Regions from separate parts of the Mus musculus genome. Here region 1 is linked to region 2. Evidence: chromatin loops called from intact Hi-C (ENCODE). Cell type or tissue: left cerebral cortex. All regions are shown on one strand. Links, peaks and the distances in the headings refer to the core of each region. The heading gives the core; the rest is flanking DNA.

The links. Hi-C counts contacts between places; a loop is a spot of excess contacts. Peaks named below come from ENCODE experiments on the same cell type or tissue, not always from the same donor. Only the 100,000 strongest peaks of a DNase experiment are listed, where the experiment ranks them.
Region 1: a loop joins it to region 2, with 2.1 times the contacts of the local background. A loop is called at or near these places in 3 of 42 quality-filtered maps.

Annotation. Positions count from the first base shown.
Region 1 is chr2:102,245,777-102,254,115 of GRCm38, reverse strand. It overlaps Gm34268 (a long non-coding RNA gene), which reads left to right and starts at 7,153. Exons shown (of 2, transcript XR_374821.2): 1 at 7,153-8,339. In left cerebral cortex, for the core only: no CTCF peak of the experiment used is centred there; DNase peaks (open chromatin) are centred at 297, 689, 1,238 and 3,786; H3K27ac peaks cover 1,151 bases.
Region 2 is chr2:102,297,885-102,306,223 of GRCm38, reverse strand. Trim44 (tripartite motif-containing 44) reads left to right here. Exons shown (of 5, transcript NM_020267.2): 5 at 1,720-6,105. The coding sequence ends at 1,747. Among named protein-coding and RNA genes, the nearest start is that of Gm34268, 55 kb to the right of the region's middle. In left cerebral cortex, for the core only: no CTCF peak of the experiment used is centred there; a DNase peak (open chromatin) is centred at 3,478; H3K27ac peaks cover 2,409 bases.

The sequences.
Region 1 (8,339 bases), core at 98-8,097, 52 kb after region 2:
CAGAGGGGTCTACATCTTCACCTGTCAGGTGTGAGAGGGGAGCAGCTCTTAGGTGAACTCCTCACAAACCAGCATTGAGGGAGGAGCAAGGTCCTTGAATTCACAGCCTTAAGAGTTAGGCAGGTTCCTCTTTTGGTTCCATTAGGAAAGAAGAGAGCAATGAGCATGGTGGCACTTGGGAGGACTTCAGGGTTACATATTCTGAGGATATGTAAAGTTGCCCACTCATCAATCACACCCACGAACCTCACAGGCTGCTCTTTCAGCTTAGGTAGGCAGGTCCCCTCACTCCTTCCTTAACAGAACCCAGCCTTTACTCTCTGCAGGTTTTAGAGCAGCAGTTCTCAACTTGTGTGTTGCAACCCCTTTGGGGTGTCAAAACAACTCTTTCACGGGGGTCACAAATCAGCTACCCTGCATATCCTATTTACATTATGATTCATAACAATAGCAAAAACTACAGTTATAAAGTAGCAATGAAAACAATCTTATGGCTGGGGGACACCCTGATATGAGGAACAAAATGAAATGAATTAAAAGGACGCAGCATTTAGGAAGGTTGAGAACCACTGCTCTACAGAGACCTAAATGTGGATGTGAGCCTACCCTGCTGGAGGTGAGTCACCCATGCGTGCCTGGCATGGTTAATGCAGTGTTCATTTCGTGGCCAAAGGAATACGATATTCCCTCCTTCTCTCACATGGCATCTGTTCCACTGTCTCAGAATAGACCTGCCATCCCACCACACCTCAGAACCTTTGTACTGGCTGCCTCTCCTACTGGGATGTTTCCCATTCAGATCACAATGTGGCCGGCTCCCTCCCTTCCTTGAGGTCTCCATGCAAAGGTCTTGTGAGTTCTCCCGGCCACTCGGTCAATCTTTTCTCTGTTAACATGATGAAACACACAAAACTGAGTACTACTCAACAAAAGAGGCTCATTTGCTGAACATTTGGTAGCAAATTGTTCCAGCACCAGGACACTAGGTCTGCAAGAACCCCACCCCACCCCCACCCCACCCCACCTCACTCCCCCCCCCCCCAGCTGCACTATATCATATGAGAAGGCATCATGGCAACAGTGATCACAGAGGAGAGAATACCACTGCATCAGAAGCCAGAAAAGGCTCACTCTTATAATAGCCTCTTCTCAACAAATAGCTCAGTGACTCAGATTTGTCCTCGTGGCCAGAGACCAGGAGAGCCAGTCCCATCCCTTCCAGCTATGACCGTGGGTGAGCTAGGAGTTGACAGTGCTGAGAGCTTTGCCCCAGTGGTGTGGGTGCTGGAGAGCTGGCAGGCTGACAAACTCAGCTACCATCCTGGCCCAGATCCAGGGCTTTGGGTTGGACCATCCAAACGTATACCTCATCTTCGAACTGCTTGAGTGTGGAAGGGGTCAATCCTGCAGATCTAAAGTTGCAGGATCTTCATGACACAGGAGAACAACAGGATGTCTAAGAGGAGTCCCTCTGAGGATCCAATATTGATAGTGTAGCAGAAGCCAGAGGCCTTGAAACAAAACAGTGACTCATTGTAATAGACATTTGCATGGAAAGAAGTGGACAAAAGGGTATACTGTGGGGCACACTGTAACACACTGCTGCTTCCGCAATGAGATCTAGCTTTATTTATTTTGCTTTGTTTTGATTGTTGGGGTGCAGTTGCAAGGGCAGAGGGCAGATACGAAGGGATGGGGAGATGAGTGGGGTTGGGGTGCATGATGCAAAAAAAAGGATTAATAAAGGTTTTTAAAAAATTTTTAAGAGAATGTGTCTCTTAGATATTAATGCACCTTTTAGTATGGATCCACCTCCTCTTATATCACCACACTCCAAATTCCAGCACTGCCAGAAGCCAGCACCACCAACATCTTTACCATCTAGACCCCAGCACCACTCTCTCAGACCCCAGCACTATGCAAACCCACATGCCACCCAAAGCTTGGCATCATCCAGATTCCAGCACCACTCAAATCTCGGTGTCAACCATAACAAAGTATCACCTAGGCCCAACCCTCTCCAGAACCCAGAACCACTCAAATCCTAGCACCATCCTGACCCCAGCATCACCTAAATCCCAGCACCATCCAGACCCCAGCATCACCCAAATCCCAGCACCATCCAGACCCCAGCATCACCCAAATCCCAGCACCATCCAGACCCCAGCATCACCCAAATCCCAGCACCATCCAGACCCCAGCATCACCCAAATCCCAGCACCATCCAGACCCCAGCATCACCCAAATCCCAGCACCAACCCAAGCTCCAGAAGTGTTCCGAGCTTGAGTGTTCCTAACTGTTGTTCTGTGTTCCTCTTCTGTTTCCTTCGTGGCTCTGAGTATTGTTTATGTCTGATGCACTCTGCTATTTAACTTGCATATCTATTCCCAGTGGTGGAATGTAAGTTCCACAAGGCCTGATGCTCTTCTCTGTTTAATATGATTTCCCAGAAGTCAGAGGGGGCGCCCAGCACGTGGCAGCTTCCCAATAAACATTTGCTTCATTGACCACACTGCAGAGAGCTGTGTTTGGAATCCTGTCTGGGTTCAGACGTGTGCTCTGCAGTTTATAAATAATAAGATGTGGTGCATTACTTCCCCTCTCAGGGTCTCGGTTTTCTTACCTGGAAATGATGTATAATATTTATTCCATAGGGATCCAGGAAACATTAACAAGATGACATAAAAGACTGAACACAGTGGCTGGCTAGAAAACAAGCAGGTGTTTCATAATCAATCACAAGAATTTGGGGTTGGGGAAGTGATTCAGCAGTAAGAGAAGCTGAGTTTAGTTCCTAGCACTCATGTCAGGTAATGCATAGCTCCAGCTCCAGGGCATCAGATACCCTTTTCTGGCCTCCAGGGATGTTGTATTCACACGCACATACCTACTTATGCACACACATATACATACTTTCATTGAAGTTTTTTTTTATTGCAATAATTACAAAAGGTGGTCATTAAAAAGGAGATAAAAAAAAATAAAAGTCTGAAAAGTGCCTGGATTGTGAACATCACATACACACACACAAACACACACACACACATGCATGCATGCATGCATGCATTTATACACATATGCACGCATGTATACACACGTGCATGTAATCACATAAGCATACACACTCACACTCGTGCACACATGCATGAGCATGCACATGCACACGAGTGCATGGACACATATCCACTCCTTTATGTCCACACCAAAGCCTGTGCACAAAAGCTCCCAAGCTCTCATCCAGAGGGGAAGCCAATGAAGCTTGGCCGCTATCTCATTATTCTTCGCCTATCAGACTGGGTAAGAAACTTTGCAGACTGGTATGGCTTAGCAAGCACAGGCCTTGATCTTCACACAGCTCTGTGTCTTTCTAGCCCACCCTCCTGACCCTTATATTGTCCCTTCTGACTCTTCTCCAATGGGCTTGTCCCTTAAAGTCCTCTATATTCTGGCTACAAAGGTAATAATTAGAAGACAATGGGGAAACCCATGCAACTTACAGACCACTTTTTGCTGACAGAAGAGTGAGAGTGGTGAAGCAGAAATGCATAAGAAAGGGTTCAGGAGACACCCCTACAGTGAGGCCCTGAAGACCAGGCAGCAGGAAGTGTGGCCACGAAGCCAGCCCTGCAGAGGGATCTGGTGAGCTTGCAGTGCCACAAGGAAGCAACATCCTGGTGGGCCCTGGACCCTGGACCAATACCTATTAACTGTGAGAACCTCAGCAAATGGCATCACCTCTCTGCACCAGTTACATCATCTGTTGCAGGAGCTGTACTCCCCTGTAGGATTGTTGGAACGTTTTAAACCCAGACCTTCTGCTGTGTACGCTGCAAAAATCAAGCTGTCGAGGCTACTACTGATATAGACTATAAACCCAAAAATAGCCCTTGGCTTGTGCAGGACCCTTATCTGATGTGCCACAGGTTAGAGGCACCTAGCACAAAGCCTAGCATCCAACATGCATCACATCAGTGGCAGGCAAACAGTAGGCTGGTTTATTACCCCTCCAGTCCACAGAAGGGCAGCATGCAGCCTTTTGCTAGCATGGAACCAGCTTCAAGCAAAGCCATAGCCATGTTGAAGTTGACTTTGGAGTAGTGGGATGTGACGTCAACTGAGAAGCAGCTTTAACTGTTCTCATCACAGAGCTCGGACTAACTCAAGTTGTCCTGGACTTCTGCTTACCGAGCATGTTCTGGATTCAGGGTGAGACATCTTGTGGAGCCTGGGTGTGTATGTGCTCAGAATCATTGGGTGTCGTGATATGCATTTGGTTTAAGTGGGCCATCATTGTCTTTCTCCATTTAAATGTCTTTAAAATTAAAACAACCCTTTTAAAGCCAGTTGATTTGCTCTGTATAGAAGAGTCCCTTGATCTCCAACCTTTACCCTCACAGTCAGGAAACTCCACTGCGGGTGAGAGAGATGCTTTCTGTCCCACTGTAGCATTGGACATGGGAACCATTGAGGGTGGTGACTTTGTCTGTTAAACCCTAGGCTTGTATTAGGAGAAGTTGGATCCATGGACATTCTGTTCCTATACCAACTGGCCCAATGACAATGGCTGACAGATAGTCTAAACCCATCTGCATGATAGACCGGGCTTGGAGATGGCTAATCAGTCCATAAAGAGGCTTCTAAACAGGTCCAAGTGGAGCATTTGCGGGACCCATAGACAAGTCTCATTGATGGCAAGGCACTCCTGCAAGACTTACAGTCAGCAGCCTAGAGACTTCCCTGGTTTTCTGTCAGGTGTATAACATGAAGACAATGACCAGAAGGAAGAGGAAGTGCAGGAGGACGGGGAATCACTGACCACACACATTGGGTAGCACTTTTCCCAAATGTATCATCAGTAACCATTCAGAGAGAAGATAACGGAAAGAATGAAAGAGAGCAAGAAAGAACTTGAGGAAGTTAATGTCTCGGGCTCAGAAGTAACAAGCAGTCTCTAGATAGGACGACACAGGTAAGAGCATTCCCAGAAATGCAAGCATCACAGAGATGGGAGATGAGAGAATGGGGTGGCTAATAGAATGATCCAAAGTCTAAGCAATCAGGTTAGAGAGGCAACTGAGCAGGAGTGTGCTTGTCTGAGATTCATAAAACCTCAGGGTAATCTCTATAGTGAGAGGAAAAAATACAAGAAAGCAAGTAAGCAAGGAGAAAAGGATAGAAAAAAGGGAGGAAGGGGAAGGAGGGAAGGAGGGAGAGAGACAGGGAGGGAGACAAGGAGGGAGACAGGGAGGGAGGGAGGGAGGGAGACAAGGAGGAAGGGAGGGAAACAGGGAGGGAAGGAAGGAGGGAGGGAGACAGGGAGGGAGGGAGACAGGGAGGGAGGGAGGGAGACAGGGAGGGAGAGAGGAGTAGAATTAACAGAGGAAGTAAGTTTCTAGGGTAACAGAGCCTTCAAAAGCCAGTGTAACAAAGAAATTCTCTCATTAAAGCCTGTCGTCCCAAACTTCAGATCATCAGAAACAAAGATTACAAATGCTGTCAGGGAGAAATCAGGTCAGAATGTCACCAAACAGGAGACAACAGAGTGTGTTACACTGCAGAAGGAAAAGAGCTTCTAATTTATACTGTGCCTAAGCAGCAGTTGGAAAGGAGTATTAAATAGGGACAGTTCTAGAAGCAAGGTCGCAAAGTTTTACCTCTGAGTACCTTTCTACGAAAGGTATTATTGAGGGATGTGCTCCATTAGAAGGAAGGGGTGAGTCTGAGGGTGATGGCGCACGCCTTTAATCCCAGGCAGAGGCAGGAAGATCTTGGAGTTCAAGGCCAGCCTGGTCTATAGAGTGAGTTGTAGGACAGCCAGGGCTGAAAAACCCTGTCTCAAAAAAAAAAAAAAAAATCAAAGACAGACAGACAGACAGACAGACAGACAGATAGATAGATAGATAGATAGATAGATAAAGCAAGGGAGAAAAATGGATTCAACCAGCAATCTAGCACAAGAGAGAAAAGAGAGAATTTTCAGGAAGATGGGAAAAGGCCAAGAAGATGTCTGTCTGGCACGAGTCCCCAGGTGAGTATTTTTAGGCATTGAAATTAAAAATGGTAGCACTTTGACATGTTTGACTATGCCATTCTGTAACTTCACAAAAGATTCACTAGAAATTTAAAGAATATCAAATATTTTGGTTTTGCTTCAGTGTTTTTTTTAATTAAAAAAATTGGCAACATTGGGCTGAGACTGAAATCAGTGCCTCCACGCACCCTCGTCAGAAAAGCTTTCTCCTGCAGTAGATGGGGGGGGGGGGGGGCTTTATTGAGACCCACAACTGGACCATGTACTGAAAGTGAGAAACCTTGAAGCACTCAGTCCTAAGGGGGCTGCCTTCATAAAGTGTCTCTCCTCAGAGCTCAGGGATCTGTGTGGATGAGGAGGAAGAAAGGTTGTAAAAGCCAGAGGTGATGGATGACACAAAGGAAATGCTGCCTTCCAGGCACTACAGGACTGATGTACATGTGAACTCACAGAGACTGGGGCAACATGCACAAGGCCTGCACAGGCTCAAACCACATAGAATGCCGGTGCTGAGAGGGGAAGTGGACACCAGATCCCACCCCTAGCAAGAAGCTATCTGCAACTGATACCTATTGCCAAAGGGAAAATAAGTTTTCTCCAATGGGGGATCAACCACTGGGTATATCAGCCACAGTTCAGGACAGGCCCCATGCCCATGAGGAACTGACCAACATAAAGCAAAGTTCATGGTGTTTTGTAGACCTTTTGTATCATCTTGTTTTATTTGGCATTTTTCTCCCCTTTGCTCTTACTATGTGTGTTCCTTGTTTATTTATTTATTTATTTATTTATTTATTTATTTATTTTAGAGAGATAGAGAAAACAAAGTTGAATGGATAGGGACTTGGGGAGGATCTGGGAGGAATTAGGGGAGGAGAAAAACATTATCAAAATACATTATGTGAATTTTTTTTTCAAAATAACGTTTTAAATATACTAATGGAAACTAGGCATGATGGGAAGTTCTGAAAACAACAGTCTGAGAAGCTAAGACAGGAGAATTGCAATTTTGAGGCCAGCCTGGGAAACCTACTGAATTACAGGCCAACCTAGGCTATGAGACAAGATGCTGCCTCAAAAAAAAAAAAAAATTTAAAAATGCAATTATGTGTAAAAAACCCAAATCTTTGTAATTCCTCCATACAAGGACTGTTCAAATGTTCTATTCACAATGTCTCCTTTAAAATTATGCCACGTTCCAGATAACATTTATCTGTCCTTCAGGGTTTTTTTTTTTTAAATTTTTATTTTGTAGATAAAGTTTTACCCAGAAGCACATGCAACACATATCCTGTAAGAAGGAGCACTTGACATTTAGTTCCACACAATGGCACAGCACATAATCTCAATTGCTTGAAGTTTCTAGACAGTGCCTAGCACACTGGATACACTCGTCACTCCCTGTGCTAGGAAGAGTCCTCAAATGCTTTCTTAGGGAAGGGCACTAAGCAAGAGAGGCTCTCACAACCCCCTTTGCATGGTGTGTGTGCTGCCTCCGGTGGCTTGAAGGTGTCCTCTCCATTGGCCTTTAATTAGTCCTCATGTGTTCAGCAGGAGAGAAAGGCAAGGATCAGACCAGAGAGCTGCTGAAGGGAGGATGGCTTTCAAGTACAGTTCCCTTCAATCATCGTGTCCTGGATTCTACCTTGTCAGCTTTGCTGAATAAGCTAAGCCGTCCTTATATGGCATGACACACAAACTAGTTACTTTCAACTCATCCTGAATTGTATATTTGAACATATATTGGTGATAGTCATATCTTCTATATTTCTCTGTCTGAGAAAGTTATTTGGGGATTTTTTAGAGTTGAAATGGGATGCCTCAATATTTCCACCCATTTACTTAAATTGAACAATGTCTTTAAATTTTACAGTTTTTCACTCAGTGGCAGATTTTCTGGGGTCAAACAAAATCCTTAAGAAAAAAATGAGCATTTAGGGAAAGAGACATGAATATAGCAGATGGGTCACCGGTGGTTGATGTTAACCTGTGCTCTAACTCTGAAAACAACAAATGTCAGTTGATTGAAAGATGTGGTTTATTTAGCTCTAGCAGGTGTATGCAGTAGGAGAATGGCCATAGGGGTTGGTCTACCAACTGTGTGTGTGCGTGCCACAAGGGTTTTCTCTCAATGCCAGCATTCCCCCCAGGAAGAAGGGATTAGGCTCATGAGACCCTGGAAGTAAACTTCATATAGCTGGAAAGCTGAAAGTTACACAGTTCATGAGGACCCCTACCCAAGGTTGTAGAAGCAGTAGACATCAGCTAGAGGAGGCGACTTTGACTGACCCTAGTTGTGGACAGGGC
Region 2 (8,339 bases), core at 51-8,050:
GCTCTGAATATAATACTGAGGGGGAGAATATGGTGCCAGTTTTATTTTATGTTCTTTGATTGTGGCTAGAAACTTTTTATAAAGGGCCCTTTGTTTTCTTTGGGACAGATGCCACCAAATACTGCCTCAATGTCAGTCCTCTGGCCGGCCCTGCCTACATGCACCCTTCATCCCATGACTAGACAGTCAACAGGAAAAGAGTAGAAATAGGGCAGAATTCTGAATGTAGCATATTACTGAAGTGTCTCTTCTGGCTTCCAGAGTGTACTCACTCACCTAATTCTGTAGGCCTGTGTCTAAAGGGTTTCTACCTGGGAAGTACTAGAAACCCACTGCTAGAATATTTTTCCCTTAATGGTTTCCCCAGAAGGAAACAAAGAACATAGATTTTATGTAGACAAAGTTAATCCTTTTCTGAGAACTTTTCTAGGTCATAGCTGGGAGCTAATATACTATAAACCTTTTCTGTCTCCGCCAGCTTGAAACTTTAGACTTCAGTCAAAATTAAACCTTGATCTTAAGGACCCTGGGTTCTTACATCTCAGAGATTTTCACTTTCTTCATCTGGACAGTGCAGAAAATAGTAATTGCAACATCCTGGGATTGGAGTGAGTAGTGATAGAAAAATGGGGTAGACAACACCAAATTCTGGTCGTGTATTTCTGTGTTCAGGCTTAATAAGCAGGAGATGGAGGTGACCCTTACTCATCTTTGAATTGGTGACCTCTAGAAGTGGATGAGGAGTACCTAGGCAGGTTGCTGGTTTTGCCTATTTGTAAATGTGCTCATTCCTGTTGCCTTTCTTTCTCTGGCCATGTCTTTTCCTGGCCCCGTCTTCTATGATGGTGTACTGTCCAGAACCAGACCAGTGGTACTTTAACACCAAGTATCTCAAATAATAGTCATGCCTATGGGACTATACACTTAGGTTCTGACACTGAAACACTGACACCAGGAATCCTCTGCTTATCTCAGTAGTGGCTGAGGCTGTTTTCAACCCTGTCTGTTCCTTCCATTCTTTCTTTCTGTTGTTTTTAGAGGTCACTTCTTTATGATACTGTACAACTACTAGATGTGTCGTCACTGGTAAGATAGCATTAATGCTACCCTTATATACTTCAGGAGAAGGGGGATGAGAATAAGATCCAAACTATAGAATTCAATAAGAGCAAAGAAGGAAGGAAGGTACACAGAGAATGACCCAGTGACCTGTTGAGGTAGAGCACTTCCTAGAGACTGACTACAGCGTGGATGAGACCTTGGCTCTGCCCAAGGCAAAGTGCAATTGATTGATTGCTGCTGATGCTGCTGATGATTGGTTTTCTGATCTAATAATAGATGTCTTAACACCTAGAGGAAATAAAACTGGTTTCTACCAGCAGTTTATTTTGTTAATTAAAATTTTAAAATTCAGTCTGACAATCTTCCTGCTCTTTTACTTACTGGTTGTATACTGGGCATTGTGTATTTTACACGTGTTCTTAATTGATTCTCCCAGAACCCAAGATAGTAAGTCCTTTTTTTTTTTTTTTTTTTTTTTTTGTAAATTTTCATGACAACGGTAGTTAAATTTAGAAATCAGAAATCAAAGCAACTAAGACACTTTGCTGTGGGCCTACTGCTCAGTCATGATAGAAGCAGCACAAAGCTGTCAACCTGTACTGCGTTGCCTCCTTTCTGTGACGTTTGAACTCACTTGCTTCTCCTTTTCCTTTGTAGCGGTGCCAGTGAAGAAGAGGACACATGAAGACTTAGCATTCCCTGCAGAAAACGCCCCTTCCCCGTGTGTGTGTGACAGCGTGTATGTAATGGCTTCTGATATCTGTGAAAGCTGCCAGGCAACAAACTTCTTCTACTGGAAATGTCCCCAGATCCACAGCAGGCACACATGTTCCCAAGGGACCAGGGGTTGTATGCATTCTGACTGTGTGCTTCTTGTTCTCTGTGGTAGGTCATGGGAAGAGCCCTTTTGATCAACTTGGAGGGCTCTTCAGCTAACCCCCCAATGGCTGCTTTGAACTTACTCAGGAAAGCCAGCCCCTGGAATATTGTGCAAGTCAACACTATCACTTCCTTAGGAAGGTTCTAGAACATCTCGAAAGGATATCAGTTTTCCTTACCTGCAAACAGAAAACAAACCCACTTTGTTTGTACTGAAGCTTAAAGCAAATGTGGCCAAGTGGGGCCAAACTGACTCAATAGGCAGTCTGTCATAGTCCAGTTCTGCCTCTGTGAAAAGTGTTAGGGCAACTGGGTTAAAATAGGGTTGGAGAAAGAGTCCAGAGCTAGAAAGAAGATATTTTTAGTATGTGAGGTTATCTAGGACTTAAGTTTCATAATTCAGTGCTGTGGAAATGGGAAAATGATTGAAAAGGTAGAAAGGAAATGACCTTAAGGACTGGGGTGAGGCACAGAAATCTGATTAAAGGTTGAAATCAGTGTTTCAGAATTCAGATTGCCTCAATTTTCCAAAATGGTCACTAAAGCATCTGATAAAACCCAGAATTCTTCGGCCAGCTGTGTGGATTAACAGGCCTGTCACAACATAAAAGGCTGGCATGTATATTGGCAGGTGGAGATTGTCACTGTAAAACTTAGCAGTTTCACTCCGAGGTTAGTCTATGGTGGTCAGTGCACTGTGAGGGGAATCCTTGTCCCTCCCTGGCAGCTAGCAAACATTCCTCTATTTACTATAATTGGAATCCTCCCTTCCCCTGCAGCAGGCCGTCAGCTCACCTCACACAGCCCAGTTTTCTCTTCATGTAGCATGTCCAGGCATGCTCCAGAGCTGGGTTTCCTGGCCTTCCCACACTCCCAGATCACAGTCTCTTACAACCATGCTTTTCAGGATCCAGGAAGTAGTAAGTGTGCTGGGAGATACCCAACTAACTGCAAGCTCACAAGCACCACATCTTCTTGAGACATCAGTTTTTCTTTCCAAATGATTTGAAGTCAAGAGATGACCATATTTTTTAATGGAACAAATGCTTATGTTATACAAGAGAATGTTCATACACCTAAAGTGCTAAACTAAAATAGGAAACTTGGAAGGAAACTCATATTTGTAAGTGGACAGTGATTCTATCTCCTCTGCTTGTGTGGTATTTCCATGTTCACTTTGAGATTTTGTCTGAACTGGATTCAGGCAGCCTTGGGGTTGCTGTTGATCAAGGTCTAGACTTCCAGATCCAAGGAGTCCACCTTGGAGTAGTACATCTCCCTTTTCCTGTCAGCCAGCTTGCCTGTGTACTTATCACAAAGCTTTAGGGGCAGCTAACATGTGTATGTACAGGATAGTTCTGAGGCAGAAACAGCATAGACTTATTGTAGGAGTCCTATTTATGTCATTGTTCAGCCCTGTGCATGCTAGAAAATGATTTATCCCTTTGAGGCCAGGAAACTGCCAAGCCACTCTGCTGTAGGCTAGGATTACTGAAACTCACCACACATACAAGGATATTGGGGCAGAGCGGAGTGTGAGATCTAAAAATATGTATACTTTCCCCAGCTGGTGGCTAGTAGATGGCTTAGACAATTTTGGTGTCTTACCATCTGTCTGCAAAGACTGGAGAATTTAATACATCTTGAGTTGACAACCTCCAGTGATATCCTGTTCTGCCAAAATTTTAAAAGAAGGGCCACTGTAGAAAGAGTGTAAACTATCACAAGATTGAAAAGACTTGACAGTTTGGAAGCTTGTCTTGTCTTTCTCAGTAATCATTGATCTTTACATGTTGACCTTATATTAGCAATGAACAGATCATTGCCTCTCCACCCAATCATGCTATTTCTTTAAATCAGTATTTGGGGAATGCAAGCATTTATGCAGTGGTTATAAACAGAAATATAAGATTTGCCAACCTGTCTCTTTAAATTACCATCTCTCTGAAATCCTCAAGGAAAGCATTTTCCCTTTACTTAGTAAGGGTTTCAGATTCACTTTATGGGCTCCTGCTGTCTTCAACACTGATAAAACTTTAACCAGAAAAGCATTAAACACAGCACAGCAGCCCCTAGCCCAGATCCCTAAGTTCCTAGTGGCAGCATTTATCAATGTAAGAACAAGAATACTTTCTGTACTGGTATCAGCTTCGTCCTCAAAGCTATGACCTCTTACTTGGCCTTGTGCCCCATAGTGAACGAAGCTTCTTGCCTTTCCAGGTCAGTGTGAGTTAAGATTGTCAGAGTTGTATGTGTCCTGACAGACTGTGGACAGCAGGGTTTGCCCAAATCATCAAGTGATACAGGTAATGAATGTCTCTAAAATAAGTTGGGTCCTCCAAACAAGTCCTGGATACCTTCTGAATGTTAAGTTTCTGAGTGCTGAGAGTAATTTGTTCATTGGTTTGGTTTGATACCGTTATATCTATCTAGGGCAGTTCCAAGAAGTGCTTGACTTCTCAGCTCTAACAGCCAGTAAGAGTAAGTAACCTTAGTACAGGCAATGAGCCTCTGTAGATGTGCAGAGGACAAGTCACTTGTCTGTAGTTGCTAACAAACAATGGAACCAGTTTTGAGCACAGCACTCCCTGCTCTGCAGTCAGCCCTCTGCCCCACACCATGACTCACCTACAGATTGAGAGAGAGAAAGGCTTTCAGTTCCCCCAGTGTAGTATGCCCATTCACACTCGGAATTCTTTTTCAAAGACATCAAGATGGCCTTAGTACTCTGCTCTAGTAGATGTTGTAAGTATTCATTGTTCCTTCCAGGAGCTGGATTTTTGGTACAGTCCCCACAAAGGAAAATAAAGGCCTTCAAGAGTGTAAAGTTTTTAGACAGAGTTGGAGGTAATGGTAGTCTTCTAACATTATCTAAATATCTCCTGCTTCATTACTATAGAAAGCAACTCTTCATGTTTTAGGAAACCCAGCTACCATGTTTGTACTCTGAGAAGGTGCCAATACAAATCACTAATTTTGGACTCCCTTCCTGGAGTGTGTGTGTGTGTGTGTGTGTGTGTGTGTGTGTGTGTGTGTGTGTGTGTGTGTGTAAATGAGAATGAGATTTGTACACACCCACATATTCTATACCACTTAATTAAGAGTTAAGTGAAGTTCAAAGCAGCCCCTGGTGATCTTACTTAACACCACAAAGTTTTCTACTAGGTCCATGAAAGTATAAACAGATAATTGGAGTGTGACTGCTGGCTTTCCAGAATAACCCACTTGTGGTAGATGTCAACTCTTACAGCTCCAAGCCAAGGTGACGACAACCCAGCCCTCTTCCACCATGTCTAATAACATGGGACATGGTAGATGCCTTGTCATTTGGTGACCTGGATCTGGGCCCGAGTTTAGAGCTGCAGAATTTATAACCTTGTAGTAGTCAGTGGTCTAAGAAGTCCTCTCTCCCCACAGAGAAAATGTCTTGCTGATTCCTGATATTCTACTCTCATAAGCTGTTCAGTACACACTTCTCAGTCAATTGGTTGCTTGTTTACTATGTGCTGAGCACATCTAGATTTTTTGTTTGTTTAAAGTTAAAAGTCCCATTATAAATCAAGTCTAACCCTGCCCTAAGAGAAAAGACCCACAGAGACTGCACATCTCACTGACGCTGCCTTCACCCATTAGTGTTTGAGGCCCACCATCCTATGGAGCCAGGTATTCCCACATCATTCAGATCACTGGTGTTTCCCATTACTGTTTGAGGCTGAGCAGAAACACTAACAAGGACCAGAGCAGGAACGGGAAAATAAATGAAGACACTTGGAGTGCACTGTTGAGAAAATAGCCAGAGTCCATGCTGGGCTTGATGTGGCTTTAGGGGACCAATCATATATACTTTATGGAAGTTAAACCTGACCAGTCTTTACAGTGACAGGCCACAGCGCGTGAGTGGGTAGAACCAACAAATCCATTGTCTTCTGCCTGTTTTTGTGTGCACAGTCACATTCCCTCCTTAGTCATCTTCCCCTTCCACTCTTTACACTAAACAAGGGAACACTCAATCTTTCAAGGGAATTACATATCTGAGTTAATGTTTCAGTATATCATTTTCATACTGTAAATTATTTTGTAAGAGAGATTTACTGCTATCCCAGGATGTTCGGACTTGGCGCCCCTGTGCATTTGGAAATCAATAAACTATTACTGGAAATACCATTTGTCTCTCAGAGTTGTTCACAAAGGACCCTGCTAAGTATAAATATCCATGAGGATCATATACATATACATACACATGTCTGTGGTAATGCTGGAGATGATGGTTAGATGTAGGGACCTAAGTTACTCCTGATCTCTTAAAGGGCCATAGGAGGCTTCTGGAAGGTGGTGGAGAGTAGATCAGAGATATTAGGTAAGATATTATAAGGTAAGTGTTTACTCCTGGGATCTTTTCAGCTTTGTGACTTTGATTAGCTAGGAAGATTGTCAAAATTTAGTTTTTGATAAATGTTCTTTTAAAATAAAAACTAACCAGCACCCTTGATCAAATTATAGTTAAGCTAGCAGTACCATCTCTGTGGGACTTTAAAGGTACCTATCTGAATATAATTGATGAGAGAATTAAGTGATAAGTAAACTCATTTTAGTCTGGCTTCTAACACAGGGCAAACAGTTGTACTGCAACTTGGAGTTATGGATTCCAGTAGCCCAATATGAAGATTAGAGGTGTTAGATCTATGGAATCTGAAATTGCAAGCCTTTCCAAAAAGCACAAAACATAATGCCTCAAAATCCTAAAAGCCATGAGCAGGTATGCTCATGAGCCCTGATCTAACTTGCTTCTATCAAATGTGTCTTCATTTGCCCTTTCTTCATGGTACTATGGGAGCTTTAGAAAATTTTGCAAAACAGGGCAGTGGAGTCAGACAAGGTCACCCAATAGGCCAAGCCTGGATTAAAGCCCCGGGACAGAAGACTGTCTCCTGGGGCAGTCATTATGTCCCACTTCCTCCCCAGTTGCTGAGGGTACCTCCTCTGCTGGGGGATTGGGAGGTGGCATTGCCAGGCACTGTAGCACTTGGTAGTCTTCAGAATTTCAGATCACAGTGTATTGCCAGGTTTTTCATCCCTGCTTCCCATGCTGGTCCCTCAACACCACATTCTATTGCTCACGTCCTTCTCGTTTTAGTGCCTTTCCTTTAGACAGCTCCGGTTTTTAATTGATAATTTCTTGATTCTGTTTACATGTAGCTTCATTTCCTTTATTTTATTTCATAAAAATATGAAATTGCAGCTTGTTTGGAATCTCTCCTGGTCTTCACAAGGCACCAGAGTGAGATATGCTCAACAGGAAATCAGGCTACCAGCACCTTTATTCAATAAGCAGGAACGATGTCTCAAATGAGAAACAAGACCATTTGGAGTCATTCAGTGGCTGCCCCGAATGCCTGTTTGTTAAATATTGCAGTTTCTAGCATTAAAACATTTAATTTTTGTTAACAGTAATAGCTACCATTTAGTCAGCTCTTTGTCTAGGCCGGGGACTCTCCTTGGTACTTTTCACATTGCCCTATTCAATTCTCAAAGCGCTAATACTACCGTCTCTCATTTTATGCTTAGAGATCTTTTACTAAACAGAGAGCCAGGATTTAAATCAAGGCTAACATACTATGGGGTCTGCTCTTCATACCTAGCCATACTGAGTCATCTGGTTTGATAAATAACATGTTGTCCCTGGCACTCTGTCCATGCAGTTCAGCTGTGAGGTAAATATTGGGTCCTTGCTTTGTATAGCCTGGAAAACAGGACAATAGAAGGACTGAAGGCAGCAGTGCAGTTCTTTTCTGCCTCAGGGCTGTGCTTTACCTCCTTCGTTTTAAGGCAGTAAATAATGGAATCACTGAGAGACAGTGTTCACTGCTGCTTTGACTATGGACTTAGACTCTCCAGAGACAGCCAGCTCTGATACAGAGTCCATACTTTAATTAAACATCATAGCAACCTGATGTAGTCCCATGCCTGAGATGACTACAGTATGCCATTTGATATATAAAAATGGCTCCCAATCTTCATGCTCCTTGAGGTTTCATTTGTTACCATTTACCTGGTCTCAGCCATTTGATAACTTCATTTATTCATAGTTCATGAACATAATTCCAAACAAATGGCTTGAAAATGAATAATTGAGACAACTGGAAAAACCTTCGAAGAAGTGCAACTCTTTGAAAAAATGACTAACAAGTAAAAACTAAGCAGCCAAGCCTTCTGCCCAGTGGAAATAAATGCCAGGAAGCAAACATGCAAGATGCCATACGTCTTACCATTGGGCACCTTCCCAGAACTGTTCTCACTTCTCACACAATTGTAAATGTTTGACTAGTTTTCAGGTCTACAGAGATGGAATTTAAGGAAGAGGAGTGGGCTTCCAGAGAAACCAAAGTCAAGGAAGAAAA